Regions from separate parts of the Homo sapiens genome. Here region 1 is linked to region 2. A link is an interaction called in ENCODE POLR2A ChIA-PET data of the cell type or tissue named here. Cell type or tissue: Panc1. All regions are shown on one strand. Each heading gives the region's core, and the rest is flanking DNA. Links, peaks and the distances in the headings are about the cores only.

The links. ChIA-PET counts read pairs that join two places held together with the same protein. Peaks named below come from ENCODE experiments on the same cell type or tissue, not always from the same donor. Only the 100,000 strongest peaks of a DNase experiment are listed, where the experiment ranks them.
Region 1: POLR2A ChIA-PET joins it to region 2 with 10 read pairs; 14 of 35 experiments call an interaction of 5 or more read pairs at or near these places.

What each region holds. Positions count from the first base shown.
Region 1 is chr6:43,034,112-43,045,525 of GRCh38, forward strand. CUL7 (cullin 7) reads right to left here. Exons shown (of 26, transcript NM_014780.5): 15 at 11,116-11,291; 16 at 10,641-10,774; 17 at 9,337-9,519; 18 at 8,963-9,069; 19 at 8,691-8,873; 20 at 6,804-6,964; 21 at 6,419-6,635; 22 at 6,045-6,315; 23 at 4,731-4,876; 24 at 4,455-4,581; 25 at 4,156-4,361; 26 at 3,506-3,900. The coding sequence ends at 3,577. It overlaps LOC124901318 (a long non-coding RNA gene), which reads left to right and starts at 6,925. Exons shown (of 2, transcript XR_007059581.1): 1 at 6,925-7,013; 2 at 8,947-11,035. It also overlaps the pseudogene RN7SL403P. In Panc1, for the core only: no CTCF peak of the experiment used is centred there; no DNase peak of the experiment used is centred there.
Region 2 is chr6:43,093,644-43,105,057 of GRCh38, forward strand. All of the region lies in intron 1 of PTK7 (protein tyrosine kinase 7 (inactive)), which reads left to right. Among named protein-coding and RNA genes, the nearest start is that of PTK7, 23 kb to the left of the region's middle. RefSeq lists enhancers at 2,316-2,415, 2,886-2,955, 2,996-3,085. In Panc1, for the core only: no CTCF peak of the experiment used is centred there; no DNase peak of the experiment used is centred there; H3K4me3 peaks cover 2,192 bases; H3K27ac peaks cover 5,622 bases.

The DNA of each region.
Region 1 (11,414 bases), core at 2,016-10,015, 59 kb before region 2:
TCTTTATAGATTTGCCTATTTGGGACATTTCCTATAAATGGAATCTGTATGTGGTCTTTGCTTGGTTTTGTTTTTGGGGTGGTGGGGGCTGACTACTTAGTCTTGACAAGCCAAGGTCCCAACCCAGCAGTAGAAATATAAGGAGTCACGGCTGTGAGGATGGCCTCACAATGGGCTCAGGGTAGTGAACTTCTGTCCCCTAAGTTATCTCAGAAATGAGGCCAACTCTCTGCCCTCTAGAATGGATGGCCCTGAGGGAGAGAAAGGTTCATGTCCTTCCTGGCTGGTGACAGAAGGCTGGACTGTGCCTGAAATCAAAGCTTCTCACCTGGATTTGGGCAAATCAAGCAGTCCCGAATCTCAGGGTGGGGTGAGATGTGTGCTGAAGAGGGCAACACAGGAGCTGCACTGCAGATGGCGACATGCAGGGTTTCAAGGCCAAAGCTGGTGTGTTCTTCCCTTAAGAATTGCTGTAGGCTAGGTGAGGTGGCTCACACCTGTAATCCCAGCACTTTGGGAGGCTGAGGTGGGCGGATCACCTGAGGTCGGGAGTTCGAAACCAGCCTGACCAACATGGAGCAACCCTGTCTCTACTAAAAATACAAAATTAGCCGGGTGTGGTGGCGCATGCCTGTAATCCCAGCTACTCGGGAGGCTGAGGCAGGAGAATTGCTTGAACCCCGGAGGTAGAGGTTGCAGTGAGCCGAGATCACACCATTGCACTGCAGCCTGGGCAACAAAAGCGAAACTCCATCTAAAAAAAAAAAAAAGGCCGGGTGCAGTGGTTCATGCCTGTAATGCCAGTGCTTTGGGAGGCCGAGGTGGCTGGATCACCTGAGGTCAGGAGTTTGAGACCAGCCTGACCAATATGATGAAACCCTGTCTCTACTAACAATACAAAAATTAGCTGGGCGTGGTGGCGGGAGCCTGTAATCCCAGCTACTCGGGAGGCTGAGGCAGAAGAATCGCTTGAAACTGGGAGGCGGAGGTTGCAGTGAGCCGAGGTCGTGCCACTGCACTCCAGCCTGGGTGACAGAGCAAGACTCTGTCTAAAAAAAAAAACAAAAAAAAATTATTGCTGGAGACTTTTTCCATCGCAGATGAGCAGGAAGGTACCCCATGGGAGACTGGCAAGGTGACTGAGTAGGATGCCCAGGGGCTGATGAGGGCAGTAAGTTCAAGGCATAGCCTACAGCTCAGCCCATGGAGGAGGCCTCGGGACAGTAGCAGAACGGGGCTGTAGTGCAAGTAAATCCTATCGTCTGACCCTATATGCACTTCATGCTGGCCTGACTACTGGACCCCACAGCAGGAAGCTTCTTTGAGTTTCTGGTGGAGAAGGATAATCTTATAAAAAGCAAGAAAGTCCAGAGAAGGGCAGAAAGCTCTGGCACTTGAGAGTGAGCACAAGAATATTGGGCCTGGGCCAATAAAAGCCTATAATCTCTGGTACCAAGGTGAAGAGGCACTAAGTGACCAGCTGCAGCAACCCCAGTGTACCTGGGCCCACTGTGCTGGGCCCCCAGCCTGCTGCTGCTGCCTGTCTGGACTCTGCCCCAAAGGGCAGCTGTCACTCAGCAGGCTGGCCCCTGCTGTGAGAGCTACCGACACCATGGGACCAACACTGCAAAGCAAGCACTACGGAGCCCCTCTGCCCTCTGTATTATAGCCTCATCCTGAGCAGCCTGACTCTCCCACAAGCCATGGCCTTTTTTCCCCTAGACTCCAAATCTCAGTCCTGGTGGCACTCAGTTCTCTCTGTCTGGCTTCTGTGCCCTCCTTTACCACCTGACTCTTCCTCATCCCCCTTCCCCCTCCTTCCATAGCTTTTTCTGTCACCTCTGGGCTACGAGCCTCGGGATGCCTGGGTCATCCCTCCTTTCCTCCTCCCCAGTAGCCCTGCCAAGACACAGAGCTGCACCTTTGGCACAGGATCCCCTGGCCTGACCTGAGCTGCCCTGCTTCAGCAGGGGTGGTGCCAATGGAGCCAATTATAGTAGCACAAGCAAACCTCCCCAACAGCAGCAGGGCAGAGGCTCACCTATGGGGGTAGTTAGGGGTAGGAGTTTTTGCCTTTCTGAAATAGAGAGAGGGTCTATGTCACCTAGGCAGGAGTGCAGTGGATATTCACAGGCACGATCCCACTACTGATCAATCAGCATGGGAGTTTTGAGCTGCTCTCTTTCTGACCTGGGCCAGTTCACTCATTTATTTATTTATTTATTTATTTATTTATTTATTTTTGAGACGGAGTCTTGCTCTGTTGCCAGGCTGGAGTGCAGCGGAGAGATCTCGGCTCACTGCAACCTCCGCCTGCCGGGTTCAAACAATTCTCCTGCCTCAGCCTCCCAAGTAGCTGGGACTACAGGCGTGCACCACCACACCCGGCTAATTTTTGTATTTTTAGTAGAGATGGGGTTTCACCATGTTGGCCAGGATGGTCTCAATCTCTTGACCTCGTGATCCGCCCACCTCAACCTCCCAAAGTGCTGGGATTACAGACGTGAGCCACCACGCCCAGCCGCCAGTTCACCCCTTCTTAGGCAACCTGGGATCCCCTGCTCCTGGGAGTTCACCATATTGTTGCTGAACTTGGTGCAGATACCCGAATGGCAGAGCACACTGCAGCCCAGAACTCCTGGGCTCAAGCGATCCTCCTACCTCAGCTTCCCGAGTAGCTGGGACTAAAGGTGCATATAGCGCCGTGCCCGCAGGGGTAGGAGTTTTTCTTTCTTTCTTTTTTTTTTTCTTGTTCTTCCAAATCCCTCGTTTTGAGAATCAAGGGGTAGGAGTTTGATGACAGCGTGTGCAGCTCTGCAAGGACAGAGAAGGGGTGGAGGCAGAGGAGGGGAAGAAAGGGGCAAAACGGAGGAGCTTGTGGGAGTAAGAACTGTGCTAGAACAGTTCTTTCTGGGCCTATGCCATCAGATGGAATACACATTCAGGTTGCTGGGTGCCTGCAGTGGCCACAGGGGTCAGTGACCTCACCTTCATCATGTCAGTCTTACTTAGGGAAGGCACCAAGGAACCACATTCACTGTTGGCAATGGTGGCCAAAATAGAGACTCACTGGCAATGCCTTCATTCACCACGTCAAATGCTTCCATACCTGTTACTTGTCGCAGTCCCACAGTGACTGGGCCAGTTCCACAAACGAGGAGAATTAAACCCTGCTCGATAATCTGCCCAAGTTACAAACCATCTGGTGAGTGGCCAAGTTGGGCTTGGATCTCCAGCCTGCCAGATGAAAGCACTTCTGACCACACACCCTCTGAGAAGGGGCTGAGTGCCATCATCCTGCCTGGTCCTCTCAATCTCTGCCTAGAGGGGGTGCTAAGTCACACCTGACTCCCTCTGCCTTTCTCCCAGTCTACCATCCTCACCCTAACAAGACCCTTGGCATATCATGCGACAGCCTCAGTGCCAAGGGCTCCTTCTCCACCAGCAAGGAAAACCCTCCCACCTCCCCACTCAAATCTCTAGCAGTCGCCAAACACACACGTCATATAATCAAACTCTTGGGTTTTATTTCTGTAAAAGCTCCAGCTCTACCTTCCCCTGACCCCAAGTCTAGGGCTACCGGAAGGTAGAGAAGCTCTGGGTGGCAGTGCAGGAGGCATAGGGCACACCCCGGGAGCGAATCTGTAGGGTATGGAAGGTGAGGGGTGGGTTGGGGCCTGAGGAGCCTGGGTTCAGGGACTCAGTGTGAGGCTCCATGACAGTCACAGGGACTGCATAGGACAGCACCTGGGGCCGGTCGTCATGGCGTCTCAGCGTGCCCTTGCCCAGGAGGTGTAGGATGCAGGAGAGGACGTCAGTGCTGCTGCATGCAGACCCCTTACCAAGGCTGCTGACCAAACCCCTGGGAGGACACGGGCCCTTCTGCCAAGCCTCCAGCACCTGGTGTGGGGGAGGAAGGGAGAAGCGGTAGTTTAGAGGCAGCTGACCCCTCCTTGCTTGAGCTTCCACTCCAACCACCAGCTGCTAGGACAGGATGCCCCAAGGACACGAGGTACATCCCGACCTCACTCCTCACACTCCTACAGGCTACACAGTGAACCAGGTGCCTCACCACACGTGCACCCACCTTGTCCTGTAGACTGCTCCCCCAACCCCAGCAAAGATCTGTCACCCATTGTGCCCACCCCTGCCTACCAGACAGACAAGCTGGTCAATGTGCAGCCCCTCATCTCCATGGGCCTTGAGGATTCGGACGATGAGGCAGTTCAGAAGATTCCGTCTCTTCTCCAAGTTCTGGCCGTCTTCACCCTCAGCTTGCAGGTACGTCTGAGGTGGGATGAGCCGCACAATGTCCCATCTCGACCTGGGTTCCTTGCTGCCATCTCGAATCTTGAGGACCCCTGAAATAAATGCTGATCACTCACTCAGTGGAGAGCCCACGAGGAGCCTGGCCCTGCCTCAGAGCAGAGGCCCCTCTGGCCCTAAGTGCATACCTCCTGGTATATCCTTTTGCTCGTGAAGGTCCAGGGGGCCTCTTGAAGAGGTGAGGGGCCCAATCGCCTGATTGAGCATGTCTGCGGAGAGCCCTGAGAACGCCAGCAGACTCTCCACAGAGACCGCCTTCAGAGAACAGATGGGAGACATTCAGGGCCTCCCCAAGGAGTGGAGAGAAGAGGATGGAGGGAAGAAGCAGAGGGAGTCAAGGTTTTGGGAAGAGAGGCAAGGGACAAAGTGGGAGACAGGAGAGAGGTGCAGCGGGGCTGGGCCACCTTCAGGTCGTTGAGATACAGCAGTAGCCACATCTGCACGGTGGACACATGCAGGGTCTGGTTCCCAAACTGCAGCTCAGCCCAGCCCAGCCACGTCCACTGCAGTCGCCTCTGTGAGCCTCGCTCAAGGGCAGGGTGGCTCTGACCTGGACCAGGAAGGGGGAGGGAGACAAAGAGCAGGTGAAAGGAGGGAGTTGGTGTTGGAGGGAGGGTGCACGCTGGTCACGCTCTGTTTATCTCTGCAAGGCGTGTGACCCCAGCATTTATGGACACTGGGGCTTCTGGTCTGAGCTTCCAGATCTCAGCCTTCTCTGGGCCTGCCTCTATGGCAAGCCTCAGGATCTGGGAGCTATCCTATGCCTAGCCTGGTGCCAAGCAGGTTCTCATCAGTGCCTTCGAGGATTGCCCCATGTGTTTTTAGGGAGACAAAACCATGAAGGGAGGAAGGACTGGGGCTCTTATCAAGCTGGAATATTATGACAGGAAACAATGTCTCCCCTATTAGGAGGCGCCCTGACCACAGGTCTGAGCCTCTTCCCCCTCCTGTGTTGCTGCCAGCTCAGGGATCAGCCCCCGATGGGGAGTTTAGGATGACAGGTGACTGACCAGAAAAGAGCCAGACACCTACTCATATCTGGTGGCCTCAGGTGCCTCCTGCCTCCATCCTCCCCGTCACCCACAAAGAGATTCCCAGGTCTTATTTTAGAACAGAAAAAGCAATGGTCTGGGGATCAGGTATCTGACAGCACCTGCCACCCCCAGCCACCAAGCTCCTGCCCTTTGTTCTCAAAACCACTGTTTTTCCCATGGCCTAGGGAATTCTTATCCCTAAAGACTATCTCTCCCTGAATCTATAAAAACAAAAATTAAAAATGTAAATTAAAAGACCAACTCTTTTTTTTTTTTTTTTTTTTTTTTGAGATGGAGTCTCGCTGTCGCCCAGGCTAGAGTGCAGTGGCACGATCTCGGCTCACTGCAACATCTGCCTGTGGGTTGAAGTGATTCTCCTGCCTCAGCCTCCCGAGTAGCTGGGACTACAGGCACACACCACCACACCCGGCTAATTTCTGTATTTTTAGCAGAGACGAGGTTTCACCATGTTGGCCAAGGCTGGTCTTGAACTCCTGACCTCAAGTGATCTGCCTGCCTCGGCCTCCCAAAGTGCTGGGATTACAGGCGTGAGCACTGTGCCCAGCCAAAGACTATCTCTTTTTACATCAAGCCTCCCAACATCAGGGTCTGCCCCCAACCCCAGGTCCTTTCCTAGCAGCCCACCCTCTCCCCAGTCCCCAGTCCCTCTGCCTGGCTGCTCACTCTTGTTGTAGAAGTTGGAGTATCTGTTCAAAGTGCCCCTCAGGTAGGAGGGCAGGCAGGTTCTGGGGTTCAGTGTGTGGCAGATTGAGGCAACAGGCCAGGAGTGTCGGGACAGGACAAGCACAGACACTTCTGGCATTGCCCCTTCATAGTAGAGGTCCTCATTCTCCTCCTCTTCCTCCTCTCCCTCCGCCACATCCACCACTGCTGCTGCCCCAGCTTCCTCTTCCTTCTCGCTCTTGTGCTCCTTGCCACTGGCCCCAAGGCCCACCTGAAGGAGCACAGGGTTCCCAGATGCCATGGCCTCCTCCAGTCTGCTCCACGCCCCTCTTCCCCCTACCCTCTTATTTGCTTATCCCTTCCAAGGCACTCACCTGTATTTTCTTCTCTGTATCCTCCAGCTTCAGGAGTTCCTGATCCAGCTGCTGGAGCTGGTAGACGTGGAACTGGCGCTGCAGCTCCTTAGAGGTGCTCAGGCTCTGCAACATCTGCTGGGGGAGGCGGTTGGGGAAGCAGGGACCGATCTGCTCCAGCACGGCCCCCTCCAGCCAGCTCGAGACCACGCCCAGGAGACGGTCCGCCATGTAGTGCCTGCAGTGCATGCAGCCCGGGCCAAGCCTCAGTGTGGGCACCAGTGTGGCCCAGCCTCCCACTCCAAGGCTCCAGCCTGCCTCTATCCCAGACTTCCAGGCCCATGAGCTGGCTCTGCCACCATCATCCTGCCTCCCGCCAGCTCCCGCTCCTTAGGTCCACACTCACTGGTAATAATGCTCAAAAGTGGTGGCTATCTCCAAGCCGGAGAAAATCAGGACAGCTTGCAGGCATTGCTGCAGCTGTGCCAGCCTCTCCATTTCCTGGGCTCCACCGATCCGGCTGCCCTGGATCTGCTGGTCAATGTGCCGGGCGAACTGCTCACTCACCTGAGCAATGGCAGAGCACAGGAAAGCCATGAATGAGCGAGCAGAGCAGGTGAGTGGGGAGGAGGGATGAGGGTCTGGAAAGTAGATATGAATGCTGGCAGCTTTCTAAGGTGGTTGGTGCTTTCATACAACTATTTTATAAGATCATTAACCATTGTACAAATTAGCAATATTAACAATTATGGAAAGTGTCTTTTCACATTGTGTCTAAAAAATCAAACTAATAATAATCATTCAAAATGAGAAAATAAGACCAGGCGCAGTTCACGCCTGTAATTCCAGCACTTTGGGAGGCTGAGACAGGCAGATGGCTTGAACCCAGGAGTTGGAGACCAGCCTGGGCAACATGGCAAAACCCCATCTCTACTAAAAATACGAAAAAATTAGCTGGGCATGGTGGCACACGCCTATGGTCCCAGCTACCCAGAAGGCTGAGAGGACCACCTGAGCCCAAGAGGTTGAGGCCGCAGTGAGCTGTGACTGCACCACTGCATCCCAGTGTGGGAGGGAGTAAGACCCTGTTAAGAAAGAAGTAAAGAAAGAGAAAGAAAGGGAGAGAAAGAAAAAGAAAGGAGAGGAAAAGAGGGGAGGGAAGGGAAGGGAAAGGAAGGGGAAGGGAAGGGAAGGGGAAGGGAAGGGAAAGGGAAGGGAAGGGAGAGGTGGCTCATGCCTGTAATCCCAACACTTTGGGAGGGTGAGGCGGGCGGATCACGAGGTCAGGAGTTCGAGACCAGCCTGACCAATGTGGTGAAACTCCGTCTCTACTAAAAATACAAAAATTGGCTGGGCGTGGTAGCATGCACCTGTAATCCCAGCTACTTGGGAGGTTGAGGCAGGAGAATCGCTTGAACCTGGGAGGCGGAGGTTGTGGTGAGCTGAGATCGAGCCACTGCACTCCAGCCTGGGCAACAGAGCGAGACTCCGTCTCAAAAAAAAAAAAAAAAAAAAGGAAGAAGAAAGAAAGAGAGAAGGAAAGAAAGAGAAAGAGAGAAAGAGAAGGAGGGAGGGAGGGAGAGAAGGAGGGAGGGAAGGAGGGAAGGAGGGAAGGAAGGAAGGAAGGAAGGCAGGAAGGGAGAAAGAGAGAGAGAAAGAAAGACGGACACAAGGAGGTAAGTTACATACACAAAGATGGTCCTGATGCAGTGTCACTGATAAACTAGGACTGGAGGCTACACAAGGAGCCTCATGTTCCTGCTGCTCTGTACCCTGCTTTCCAGGGTGCTTCTTGCATTTTAGCTCATCAATTGTGGGGGGTTTTTTTGTTTTTTTCTTTTTTTTGAGATGAGTCTAGCTCTGTCACGCAGGCTGGAGTGCAGTGGTGCAATCTCGGCTGACTGCAACTGCAACCTCCACTTCCTGGGTTCAAACGATTCTCCTGCCTCAGCCTCCCAAGTAGCTGGGAATACAGGCATGTGCCACCATGCCTGGCTAATTTTTGTATTTTTAGTAGAGATGGGGTTTGGCCATGTTGGCCAGGCTGGCCTCAAACTCCTGCCCTCAGATGATCTGCCTGCCTCGGCCTCCCAAAGTGCTGGGATTACAGGCATGAGCCACCACACCTGGCCACTATTTATTTTTTTCAATTTTTTAAACTTCTTATAACATGGCTATATACTAACATATGTTCATCATAGAATGGGAATGGAAGGGTGGGTCATTTGGAGGAGGTGAGGAAGGGAGAGTTTGTCGGAAGAGACCCAAGGATGAGGCAAGGGTAGAGGCTTACGTGGGCAGCTTTGAGAAAAGGGAGCTTCAGCAAGGCTCCCGCACAGCCATTTTGCAGCGCCAGCAAGAAGGCTGCCCGAGGCCCAAACAGTTCAGAGCTTGAGTTCTGCAGAATATTAAAGTGCTCACAGTAGCGTGGCACAAAGTCATCATCCCGCCAGGATGAGGTCAGAAAATTGTTCACCTGGAAGGAAGGGGCAGGAGCATGAAGACACAACCCAACATGCCACCATTATGGTGTCCCCTCTCTCCCGCAGGCCTGCTCCTGCCCACCTGCTTCTCCACCACGGCCCGCCAACAGCGCGTCAGGTTTCTCATGATGCTGCTTGGAAGGCCCCGGGTAGCCAAGGAGCTCCAGTCGTGGCTTCTGTTTCTGCCTTCTGTAGAGACCAAGAAAGTGGCAGAGGCAAGGAGGGTGCAGCCCCTCCACTCCCAAGTCCCCATCCAAGGGGGTTCCCTGAGGCCTTTCCTGACATGCTGCCACCCAAAATGATGTTCATGGATGGAGGTGACACAAACCTGGAAGATGAACAGGCTGAGCCCATAGGGAGGGGAAGGATGGGGATGGACAGAAGCCTGTGGTGTACACATGGGGCCCAGGAAAACGCTCCTGACTAGAGCTCCCCACCTGAATCTCCACTACTCACTGGGCCGAGGAGTGGCCACCACAGGAGGGGGTGCCTCACAGGGCTCGACATGCACCAGCAGGTGAGTGAGACGGCGCACCCGCGAGAAGAAAGCTGGGCCGCGGCTCTGGGGGTTGAAGACAGCTTCCTGACACTCCAGGTACTGGTCCAGCAGCCAACCCAGGGGGCTAATGCCATCCTCATCTAGAGGGTGAGATAAACAAACCAAGGCACAGCCATGTCTGCAGGGAAGTGGGAGTGGTTGGGCTGAACAGGAGTGTGGAGATAGAGCAACTGGACGGAATGATACAAGGAAGGGGGGCCAGGTAGGGTGGTTTACGCCTGTAATCCCAGCACTTTGGGAGGCTGAGATGAGAGGATCGCTTGAGGCAGGAGTTCAAGACTGGCCTGGTCAACATAGCAGGACCCCATCTTTAAAAATAAGAAATAAGCATAAAAAAATAGAAAAGGCCAGGTGCGGTGGCTCATGCCTGTAATCCCAGCACTTTGGGAGGCTGAGGTGGGTGGATCACCTGAGGTCGGGAGTTCGAGATCAGCCTGACCAACACGGAGAAACCCCACCTCTACTAAAAATATAAAATTAGCCAGGTGTGGGTCAGGCGCGGTGGCTCATGCCTGTAATCCCAGCACTTTGGGAGACTGAGGCGGGTGGATCACCTGAGATTGGGAGTTCGAGACCAGCCTGACCAACATGGAGAAACCCCATCTCTACTAAAAATACAAAATTAGCTGGGCATGGTGGCCCATGCCTGTAATCCCAGCTATTTGGGAGGGTGAGGCAGAAGAATCACTTGAACCCTGGAGGCAGAGGTTGCAGTGAGCCGAGACTGCGCCATTGCACTCCAGTCTAGGCAACAAGAGCGAAACTCTGTCTCAAAAAAATAAAATAAAATAAAATAAAATTAGCCAGGCATGGTGGTGCATGCCTGTAATCCCAGCTACTTGGGAGGCTGAGGCAGGAGAATTGCCTGAACCTGGGAGGCAGAGGTTGCAGTGAGCCAAGATCATGCCATTGCACTCCAGCGTGGGTAACGAGCGAAAATCTGTCTCAAAAAAAAAAAAAAGAAGAATGATAAAGGGAGTGGGTAACAAGGCACCTCCAGCACTTATGGTGTCCCCTGACACTTGAGAGACATGGGAAAGGGGGCAGCCCCTGGGCTGTGAGAAGACAGCACTGGGATTACAAATGCAGGTGCCAAAAGGGCCAGGACATAATCCAGGTGGTTCTAGGGTAGAGCAAGAAGGAACTAATTAGTGGAACCAAGCCCTGAGATAGTAATGGGTCCAGATGTCAGGATGGTTACCAGGGGAGGTGATGTTCTGCACCACGGGGCTGACCAGGGCCTCCCAGCAGGTCTTGCCCAGAGCTTGGGCAGCCTCGTCATCAGGGAGGAAGCGGTCAGCAAAATTCTGCTCCTGGCGCAGAGCACCGTTGAGTCTGGGGGTGAGAATGGAGGAGGAAGGTGTCAGGGGCTTGAAGCATATGTTATCTCAGTGTCCACCCTTCCTAAGACTGCCAGCTAACCCCAGCACCCAAACCGAAGGCCCCCTGGTACTTCAGAACTGCTCTGTGCTAACTGGTATATCCCATTCCCAGCCCACTGGAGAAATCTTTTCTCTTTATCCTTTCTTCCCCTCCCACAGCTCAGAAAACTCCAGCCCCCTCCCCACGCATATTAAACCTCCATCTCACAGCTTCTATGGACCCCTGCCTGCCAGCTATTTGCAATAGCCTTACCTTTCCCACAGACACAAGCATACACGCACACTCTCACACACCTAGAACTCAGGTGCAGGAGGCTCCTGCGGTCCTCTGCCATGTCCTGGCTCCAGGCCTGTGCCCGAACCATGTAGAAGAGGCGTGTGTGACGACAGAGCTGCTCCCGGAACACTGGCCAGAACGTGGGCTTGGGGCCTAGGATCTCTAACCCCCGAATGCGCGTATCAATGCCACCCTGAAACACACACAGGACTATCTTCACTCGCTCCACACCTTGGGATGGGCTGGGGTCAGCTACGCCCTCGAACCTCACCCCTGGAGCTGCTCGAGACCCAGGCTGGTCCTCTGGCTTAAGATC
Region 2 (11,414 bases), core at 1,242-9,241:
TATTTTGTGCTACCCAAGCATTGCTGAATGCCATTGTCACTGGTAAAGGGTCATGACTGTGAGTGTCTAGGTTCTTTGTGTTTTGAACAAAGAATTGGACAAAACCCCCAGCAAAGCAAAGAAAGAATGAAGCAACAGAAGAACGAAGGCAGGGATTTATTGAAAATGAAAGTACACTCCACAGTGTGGGAGCAGACCCAAGCAGCGGCTTAAGGGCTGGGATACAGAATCTTCCTGGACCCAAATACCCCCTAAAAGTTTCCCACTGGCCACTTCATGCAAATGTCATGCTCCTGTGCAAACATCTCATTGGTTAGAAAAAGCAACCAGTCAGAGGCTAGGGTGAAGTTAAAGTTATACTTCTACGCAAAGGAAGACTGGGCCAGCAGTCAGTCTGATTGGTTGTGGACAGCAACCATTCAGAGGCTGGAGTAAAGTTACAAAGTTGCAAACGAAGACAGGATTCGCACTCAGTATGATTGGCTGCAGACAGCCAATTTCCCATCTGCCTGGCAAAAAAGTTCAAAGGGAGTAGTAGCCTCTGCTCTTTTTGTTACTTAGGCCTGGAAAGTAGATAGGGCTTTCATTTCAATTTAGTTGGAGGACGTCGGTGTGAAACAGCCTTAGATTCCCTGCCTGCAGACCCTGTTCTCCTGCCTCACCAGTTTTCCCCCTTCAGTCACGTTGTAACTTCCCAAAGGCTAAGGAATTCTTTTTTTGGTTGCTTTCTGGTTCATTTGATGGTGGGGTGGTTTGGTTATGGGGTTTATATGGTAGGTGAAGAGACAAAGTTGTGTCCCTTTTGTATGAATATCAAAAGCAAATTTTTTTTTTTTTTTTGAGACGGAGTCCGTCTCGTCGCCCAGGCTGGAGTGCAGTGGCACGATCTCGGCTCACTGCAAGCTCCGCCTCCTGAGTTCACGCCATTCTCCTGCCTCAGCCTCCCGAGTAGCTGGGACTATAGACGCCTGCCACCATGCCTGGCTAATTTTTTATTTTTATTTTTCTGTATTTTTAGTAGAGACGGGGTTTCAGCGTGTTAGCCAGGATGGTCTCGATCTCCTGACCTCGTCATCCGCCCGTCTCTGTCTCCCAAAGTGCTGGGATTACAGGCATGAGCTACTGCGCCCGGCCACAAAATTGTTTTTTAAAATAGATTGCTGGCCAGGCCACGGTGGCTCACCTGAGGTCAGGAGTTCAAGACCAGCCTGACCAACATGGTGAAACCCTGTCTCTACTGAAAATACAAAAATTAGCCAGGCGTGGTTGTGGGCACCTGTAGTCCCAGCTACTTGGGAGGCTGAGATAGGAGAATTGCTTGAACCGGGAGGCGGAGGTTGCAGTGAGCTGAAATCATGCCACTGCGCTCCAGCCTGGGCTACAGAGCGAGACTCTGTCTCAAAATAATAATAATAATAAATAAATAAATAAAAAGGCCGGGCGCAGTGGCTCACGCCTGTAGTCCCAGCACTTTGGGAGGCTGAGGCAGGCGGATCACCTGAGGTAGGGAGTTCGAGACCAGCCTGACCAACATGGAGAAACCCAGTCTCTACTAAAAAAAAAAAAAAAAAAAAAAAAGTTAGCCAGGTGTGGTGGCGCATGCCTGTAATCCCAGCTACTTGAGAGGCTAAGGCAGGAGAATCGCTTGAACCTGGGAGGCGGAGGTTGCAGTGAGCCAAGATTGTGCCATTGCACTCCAGCCTGGGCAACAAGAATGAAACTCTGTCTTAAACAAACAAACAAACCAAAACAACAACAACAAAAAAACCCACAGTAGATTGCTGTGTAGATGCGTGTGTCAAGCCTTCTACCTGTTCACTTCTGTAGGCTTAAGCACTTTACCACATATGGGTTTCGGAAAGCATTCTTTCTGCGTTGTCACTGAGGCCCAGGAAGGAAAGGGGCCAATTTATGGAAGGCAAGAACTTAAGAGTCCCAGGGGCTAGGAGACTCAGCCCCTCGATTAAGGAATGCTCTTCTCCGCTTCGGTTGGCTTCCTATGAGAGTGTTTTGAAGAATAAGGTATTGTATAATAGATGGTGTGCCTTAAATGATGGGGAAGAACAGCATTGAAATGTTCTTCCTGATTGTTTTAAGAAAATTGCAGTGCTCTTTTTCTAAAAGATGGATGTACAGCTAAGGGCATTTTTGATGCAATACAACTTATTTTTGGAGGCCCTCTAAGATACAATGAGAAACTTTTTTCTGTTGGGGAGACTGATCTTGTCTTCATTGTCCTGTGAGGGTTGAAAGGGACCATGGTTTCTTTTAAACCAAGTCAACAAATACTTCAAAGCCCTTTTTATATCTAATGCAGCTACACAGATATGTGTAAGCTCTCAGTAGTCCTGAGTTCAGCCAGTTGCCTAGTTTGGGTCTAATGCCCTCCGATTCCATATTTGTATCCACAACCAAGAAAGCCTAGAGAGAGCCTGCATGGACCTCTGTGGGTCTCCCGCCAGCGGCTGGCCTCTCGGGTGAAGATGTGGCAGCTGAATTAACAGCTGCCTGTTCTGGGCCAGGCCTGCTATCTCAGCCTCGGGGAGAGGTGTTGATCAGGCTGACAGGGCAAGAAATCCCCCTGAGCCTCAGGTTGGAGAGAAATTAGTTAAAAGTTGCTCTCAGACTCCTGAAAAACTGCTTTCAGTTTTTGCTGCCAAAACAGAACTTCGAAAACGGTGTAAATTGGGTTCTTCACACTGTCTCCGTTTTTGTCACTTCCTTGCAGTTGGTGAAGGAGGACCGGGATCCAAGGGAGCTTTGCGGGTTCTCTTTCTGAGTTCCTCTGGAACCTGGCCTCAGGTGAAGGGGAGGTGGGGGTGGGTGGTGACCGGACAAGCCTTTGAGGTGCCTGGAACTAAGCCCCATTCCTTAGATCAAATAAATACCTTTTGTTTTTCCTGCTCACACTTTCCTCTGCCCTGGAGCCAGAGTCATAAAGAGGTGGAGATGTGAAGGTCTGCACCTGGTCGCTGGGGTGGTAGGTGGGATGGAGAGCTTCCCTTGTGCTCTGCACTTCCTGCCTTTTGCTGCTGCCCTGGGTGTGCAGGGGTCTGCCTGGGCTAGCCTGGGCACCTGCGGCTGTGCTGGGCCAGCCTGCCTGCCTGTCCGGTAGGGCCCTGCCTGAGCTGGGCTGTCAGCAAGCTGGTGAAACCGGCTGCACAAAGACGGATTTCACTTCAGGCTAAGTGTTTTGTTGCTGAATCATTTGCATTCATTAAAAGTAGTGAAGGGTGAGTGATATTTAAGGCAACATGACCAGTTTGCTGGGGGCCTGGAGGCCGCTGCCTTAGAACCTCATTAAGAATTCTTGGGGCCGTGGAGAGCAAGGGAGCAGCTCATTCAAAGCTTGCTTAACTTTTGACTGCCTTGGGCATAGGCCAGCTACTAAAATATGAAAAATGTTTGCCCAGCAGCCCCCAGAGCTTGGCCAGACTGCCCTGGCCAAAGAAAACACACACTTACAATTCATTATTTAGCCTCCTCCTGCGCGGTTGCTTGCATTTCTTCCTCTCCAGGGACCTTGCTGAGTTGGGGGCACCAGGTTGGGTGGGGGGCAGGAAGGCCCCTGCATCTTTTAAAGGGAAGCTAAACCTGAAGCCGGTGCTGTCTGTACTCCCTCACCCCATCCTGCCCCCACTTCCCTGGTTTATTTCACCAGTGCCCTACTGGTGGACTTCAGGTTTGTTTCAGAGGGTTTCCTATTTTAAACAATGCCACCACAAATATCCTTGTACCTGTCTTTGTCCTTGTGCTTGTATATCTGTAGGACAAATTCCTGGAAGTGGAGTTGCTCTGTCAAAGGATATGAACGTGTCAAAATTACATAGACGATTTTGTATTTGTTATTTTTGTGGAGAGGGAGATTATAGCTTTCATCAGATTCTTAACAGGTCTATGACCAAAAAAGTTTCTGAATCACTGCTCTGCAGTGGGCCTGTGAAATTTGCACAGGATAATCTATAAATATTGGTAAACATAGTTCAAATGCGGGGCATTGCTGGGTTGACCAGATAATTTGTCATCCAAACATCCCCACCTCCATGATTACTAAATATGCCGAGATGGCCAGATAACCCAGGGTTGTTCAGGTAACTGGCAGTGTGGGAGCCCAGTGCCCACTGGAAATCTTATCCCTGATCTCTGAGACTGTGTTCTCTGTTCACCACCAGTTAGCGCTGAATTAGCTGCTGCTTTCTGTTTTCCATTTTATCAGGTATGTTCTTTTTGTTGCCTACAACTCGATGGTAAGGTTGATCCAGTGGGTCAAAGTCTTGTCCTTGGTTTTCCCACACAGCCTAACCCTGCCTCAGCTGCCCAGTGGTAGCTCAAGACGTTTTTGGATTCCAAAGACCAGAATTCAGTTGAACTTTTCTGAACTGTGTTTATTCATCTGTAGAATGGAAATGATAATATCCGCCTCATGGGTTACGGTGAGGGGGTGAGGGTCTAGTGAGGTGTGTGTTGCAAGGGTTGCTGTTGTGGGAAGTGAGCTTGAGAGACATTCAGCATGAGCCCCCAACTCCTCCTCAACATGGACTTTGGGGGCCCTTAAGGCACTGCTTGCTGCCTAGCTTTGTTTATTCTTCTTCTCCATTGGTTAGTATGCCCTTCACTGCTCTCAAATCTATTCCCTCTCCTTTAATTGCCTAGTCCTGGGCTTAGTTCACGTCCTGTCATTTCTCTCTTGGAATGCTGCTGGAAAAAAGAAGCAAACTTTTTTTTTTTTTTTGAGACAGCCTCGCTCTGTCGCCCAGGCTGGAGTGTAGTGGTGCAATTTCAGCTCACTGCAACCTCTTCCTCCTGGGTTCAAGCAATTCTTCTGCCTCAGCCTCCCAAGTAGCTGGGATTACAGGCGCCTGCCACCATGCCTGGCTAATTTTTGCATTTTTAGTAGAGATGGGGTTTTGCCGTGTTGTCTAGGCTGGTCTCGAACTCCTGACCTCAGGTGATCCACCCGCCTCAGCCTCCCAAAGTGTTAGGATTACAGGAGTGAGCCACCGCGTCCTGCCAAGTCAAGATTTTTTAAAAGTAGTAAACGGTATGCTACTAGAATTGAAAAGCAAGAAATATGCTTTGCAGATCATAAGAGGTGAAGAAACTAAATAAAATCATATTTACAACAAAGGAAGCATTATAATATTAAAATGTGAAACAGATAAAAGCAAAGACAGATATATCAGTCATGATGATAAATTTCAGTGGAATAAGTCTCCAACTGAAATGGAGTTTAGATTGAATAAGAAAGTTTCATGTTCTTTACATAATACAAACCTAAAATAATGGCAAAGTTTGTTTTATTCTTTTTTCTAACTTTAGGCCAATAGATTAATTTATTTTCATTTATTTCAGTCTCATTTTTTAGGAAATAATTTACGATTATTAATTTTCTTTTGAATACAACTTTGAAATTAATAAATTTGAAATTAAAAATATAAAATAGATAAGTCATTTAGGATCCAGTACTTAAAAAAAAAAGGAAAAAAAATGTGACTTTGGCAATTCTAATGTAGAAAAATAAAAGGACAATAGGTAAAACAAAGAAAAAAAAAGAGGCTTTAATTTCATTCATAGCTTCCCAACTATTTTTCCTTTTTTTTTTTTTTTGAGATAGGGTCTCACTCTGTCACCCAGACTGGAGTGCAGTGGCACAATCATGGCTCATTGCAGCCTCGACTTCCCAGACTCAAGCAATCCTCCCACCTCAGCCTCCTGAGTAGCTGGGACTACAGGCAAGCACCACCATGCCTGGCTAATTAAAAAAATTTTTTTATAGAGTCAGGGTATCACCATGTTGCCCAGGCTGGTCTCAAACTCCTGAACTCCAGCAGTCTGCCCAAAGTGATGGGATTACAGCCATGAGCCACTGCGCCTGGCCCACAGCTATTTCTTGAGTACATTCTAGGTACCCAGTAGGTACTAGGGATATAGATAGAGCAGGGAATGGGATGAAAAAATTCACTGTCCCCAGAGAGCTTACCATTTAACAGAGGGCTACCATTTAAGGAAATGTATACTAATAATTAGATTTGTGATCATTGTGATAGGAAAATATTTTAATATTTATCGGGGTTACCATGTTTGGTGCTATGCTAATAAATCTGTGCCAGGGAAATATAATGACTGAAATTTATTAAAGAATCTGGCTGGGGGTGGTGGCTTACACTTGTAATGCCAGCACTTTTGGAGGCCGAGGCAGGCAGATCACTTGAGTGCAGGAGTTCGAGACCAGCTTTTGAGACTCCATCTCTTTTTTTTTCTGAAATGGAGTTTCACTCTTGTTGCCCAGGCTGGAATGCAATGGCACGATTCTCCTGCCTCAGCCTCCCAGGTGTCTGGGATTACAGGCATGTGCCACCACGCTTGGCTAGTTTTTTGTATTTTTAGTAGAGATTTAGGGATTACAGCTGTGAACCACTGCACCTGGCCTGAGACCCTGTCTCTTAAAAAAAAATCATGACTGGGCATAGTGTCTCAGGCCTGTAATCCCAGTACTTTGGGAGGCTGAGACGGGCGGATCACGAGGTCAAGAGATGGAGACCATCCTGGTTAACACAGTGAAACCCCGTCTCTACTAAAAATATGAAAAATTAGCTGGGCGTGGTGGCGGGTGCCTATAGTCCCAGCTACTCAGGAGGCTGAGGCAGGAGAATGGTGTGAACCCAGGAGGCGGAGCCTGCAGTGAGCTGAGATCACACCACTGCACTCCAGCCTGGGTGACAGAGCGAGACTCCATCTCAAAAAAAAAAAAAAATCATTAGGGTTTTTTTAAAAAAAAATGATAGACATTACTACTTGTAACTTTTTTTTTAGTCATATTTGAAAAAGTAGAAAATTGAACTGTAATTTGATTTTTTTCAAAGATGTCTGTTAAATCTGTTTTGATTTTATATGCATTTTTGTCTTTATAGTTTAAAACTGATTTTTTTGGGAATACAGCTGAAGTTCCCAAATACTTTATAGGAGTTTATGAGATATCTTTAATTTGGCCGTGTCCAATTTATATAATTTCCAAAATACTGCAGATTGTGAACAGGGCATTATACAAGATCACGGGGGAAATCCTATATTCAGAGTACTCTACAAATTTGTGTGTATGTGTTTGTGTGGTTACCAGAGAACTACCAAAAACCAACTGCTTTTTAAATCCTGCTGTGTAGTTCAAGTGTCTTGCCTTGACCAATCTAATGAGTTGATTAGCTGGTCCTTAATACTTAACTAAATGAAAAACTAAGCAGATGTGAAAAAAAAAATTAAAATGACTGGATAGACAGTAACTCTTAAAAACGATTGAAAGATAGTTGTATCACTGGGTGCGGTGGCTCACGCCTGTAATCCCAGCACTTTGGGAGGCCGAGGCGGGCAGATCACTTGAGGTCCAGAGTTCGAGACCAGCCTGATCAACATGGAGAAACCCCGTCTCTACTAAAAATACAAAATTAGCCGGGCATGGTGGCGCATGCCTGTAATCCCAGCTACTCCGGAAGCTTGAACCCGGGAGGCGGAGGTTGCTGTGAGCTGAGATCGCACCATTGCACTCCAGCCTGGGCAACAAGAGCGAAGCTCTGTCTCAAAAAAAAAAAAAGAAAGAAAGAAAGAAAGAGGCTGGGCGCGGTGGAAAGAAAGAGGCTGGGCGCGGTGGCTCACGCCTGTAATCCCAGCACTTTAGGAGGCAGAGGCGGGCGGATCACAAGGTCAGGAGATTGAGACCATCCTGGCTAACATGGTGAAACTCTGTCTCTACTAAAAATACAAAAAATTAGCCGGGCGTGGTGGTGGGCACCTGTAGTCCTAGCTACTCGGGAAGCTGAGGCATGAGAATGGCATGAACCCGGGAGGCAGAGCTGGCAGTGTGCTGAGATTGCGCCACTGCACTCCAGCCTGGGTCACAGAGCAAGACTCCGTCTCAAAAAAAAAAATAAAAAAAAAAAGAAAGATAGTTGTATCAAATAGTTTTGAGGGAAAATTTTGAAAAATGTTGAAGAAGTAGAGCCTGTAAATGCTTTGTAGAGACTGTCACAGAGCCAAGGAACAGATGGACAACAGCCTGTGTGTGTCACAAAGTTGATATAGCTTTGTTCTCAAATGCTGACAGTGCAGAAAACCACACTACTTAGAAACGTTGGTGTAAAAGTCTAATATAGAATACTTGAAAATTAAATCTAACACTATGATAAACGGTAATGTGCCATAAACAAGTAAAGGATGTATTCCCAAAAATGCATGGGTGGCTTACCCTTTATAACTCATCAACATAAGACGTCAGAGGTGGCTGGGCGTGGTGGTTCACGCCTGTAATCCCAGCACTTTGGGAGGCCGAGGCGGGCAGATCATCTGAGGTCAGGAGTTTGAGACCAGCCTGGCCAACATGGTGAGACCCCGTTTCTACTAAAAAAAATACAGAGTGCCACTTGACCCTCTGTGTCTTGCAGTTGATTGGTGTGCTTGCCTCCAACTCTGGAGGTGGGTGGTTCCAGCCCGTTCTTGGGAGCATCTCTTGGCCAGGTGAGGTGGCTCATGCCTGTAATCCCAGCACTTTGGGAGGCCGAGGTGGGCGGATCACCTGAGGTCAGGAGTTTGAGACCAGCCCGACCAATACAGTGAAACCCCATCTCTACTAAAAACCCAAAAATTAGCTGGGCATGGTGGCGGGCGCCTGTAGTCCCAGCTACTTGGGAGGCTTAGACAGGAGAATTGCTTGAACCCGGGAGATGGAGGTTGCAGTGAGCCAAGGCCGTGCCACTGCACTCCAGCTTGGGCAACAGAGCAAGACTCTGTCTCAAAGAAAAAAAAAAATTAGCCGGTTGTGTTGGCGGGTCCCTGTAATACCAGCTACTTGGGAGACTGGGGCAGGAGAATTGCTTAAACCCAGGAAGTGGAGGTTGCGGTGCATTGAGATCCTACCACTGCATTCCAGCCTGGGCAACAGAGCAAGACTTTGTTCCCCCTACCCCACCAAAAAAAAACCAAAAAAAAACAAACCAACCGCAAAGGTGTCACACAATTCTCTCAATAGAGGCAAAAATGACACTAGATATAAATTAACATCCATTTCTGATTAAAAAAACAAACATAGCCATCATTATACTTAAAAATGAAATACAATGCTATTTGCATTAAAATGAAGTTACTAAATTAAAATAATAAAGTCACTACTATTTATTATTATTTTAGCTGAAATAATGCTATAAGAAAGAATATAGCCAGGTGGCGTGTACCCATCGTCCCAGCTAGTTGGGAGGCTGAGGTGGGAGGATTGCAGCTTGGACAACTAAGCAAGACCCTGTCACTTACAGGAAAAAAAAAGACTGAAAGTCTAAATAAAGTTCATGTTTTTTGCAGAGGTACCTTTTTTACATGGGAAACCCAATTATCAACTGAAAAACTACTACAATCAGTGAGAGAACTGAGTCATTTGGGCAAATACAAAACCTACACAAAACCCAGAAGGTTTGCTGCTTATCAGCAAGTAACCATTTAGAAAATACAACAGGAACATTTATCCATTCACAGAATCAATAAAAATAAAAACAAAATGCTCAGGCATAAACCATTATAATGGAAACTGTATTGACAGCACCAGTAAATACCCTTCTCCCTTCTGAGTTTAAAACCAGTCGAAGGGGGTGAAAGAGAGGGAGAAAAACAGACAGACCAGGGATTGGATGATGGAGATCAGAGTATCACTTTTATTTGTTTTAAAGGCTAGGTTGAGCAAGCAACAAGGCTTTAATCTGAAGTGGATAAATGTCTTATTCATCCTTGAGTTAGGCAGACTTACTCCCTTGTCATAGCAGTGCTGGAGTATTACAGGTGTGTGTGTGTGTGTGTGTGTAGCCACCTATAAAAAATGTGTGCTCCCTGCAGGTGGAGCAGACCCCCCACTCCCAAGTGAAAGGAGGAAGGATCGGAGTCAAATATGCCCAATCAGACATCCCCCCACCTTGGGGCTGATGGAAGGAGGTGGAGTGAGGCTGGGAGTGATGCTTCAGTTACATCCCCCTTTACCTGGAGTGGGGAGGAGTTGTTCTTCCTTAAAACTTCCTTTGTTCTCTGAACTCACAGCCTTAACCTTTGAAGGCACTGGGTGCCTGGGGGCATGACTCTTCCCTCCAGGGAAGGGGCACAGCTGTCTGGCAACTATTCCTGCTCCACCTTCACTAACCACACTGTTCCTTTGGTGAATCCTTCTAGGACACCTGGAGAACAGAGTAGATTTTCCCTAGAAGGCTCTCAAATGGATCAAAATAGGACAGTATTTAAATTAATTTTGAGGCAAGTCTGCACCCGGGGTGAAAATCTCACTCCCATCTGTTTTCTCAAATCATGTGCAAACACTTTTTCTTCTTCGGTGAAGTAACGATTAGGAACAGGAACCTTCACTGTCTTGTTCACTGCTGTATTCTTAGTACTTAGAGCAGTGCCTGGCACATATAAGTCATTCAGTAATTTAATGACTATTCTGGAGGAGGGAGGGTGAGTGCCACATGTAATACAGAAAATCAGATCTTATATTTCTGATCTTATTAATTACAAAATAATAATAAGGTAACAGTAAGGAAAATAAGGCAACAAAGTTGAACATAAAATGGACAATAAGAAATTTAGGGCAATAAAATATCTCATATTCTCTGTTCCCCAAGTACCAATTTAAATTGAAATCTTGGTTGAGGGTGGGGGAGAAATTTAGCTAACCAGTTAAAAATGAAAAATTGCTTTATTTTCTTAAGAAGAAACAATGCTAATTAAAACAAAGTATTTTTTTAAAATTATTTATTTATTTATGAGATGGATTCTTGCTCTGTCGCCCAGGCTGGAGTACAATGGTGTGAGCTAGGCCCATTGTAACCTCTGCCCCCTGGGAGGGAGTAATTCTCCTGCCTCAGCCTCCTGAGAAGCTGGGATTACAGGCACATGCCACCACGCCTAGCTAATTTTTGTATTTTTAGTAGAGAAAATACAAAATACAACATGGTGAAAACCATGTTGGCCCAGGCTGGTCTTGAACTCCTGACCTGAAGTGATCCGCTCACCTCAGCCTCCCAGAGTGCTGGGATTACAGGTGTCAGCCTCCATGCCCAGCCACAAAGTATTATTTTATGTCTCTCAGGTTGACAAAGATATTAAGCATCAGTGTTGGTTAAGAAAGCGTAAATTAGCACAACTTTTTTTTTTTTTTTTTTTTTTGAGACGGAGTCTCACTCTGTCGCCCAGGCTGGAGTGCAGTGGCGTGATCTCCGCTCACTCCAATCTCCGCCTCCTGGGTTCATGCCATTCTCCTGTCTCAGCCTCTTGAGTAGCTGGGATTACAGGTGCCCGCCACCATGCTCAGCTAATTTTTGTATTTTTAGTAGAGACGGTGTTTCACCGTGTTAGCCAGGATGGTCTCGATCGCCTGACCTTGTGATCCACCC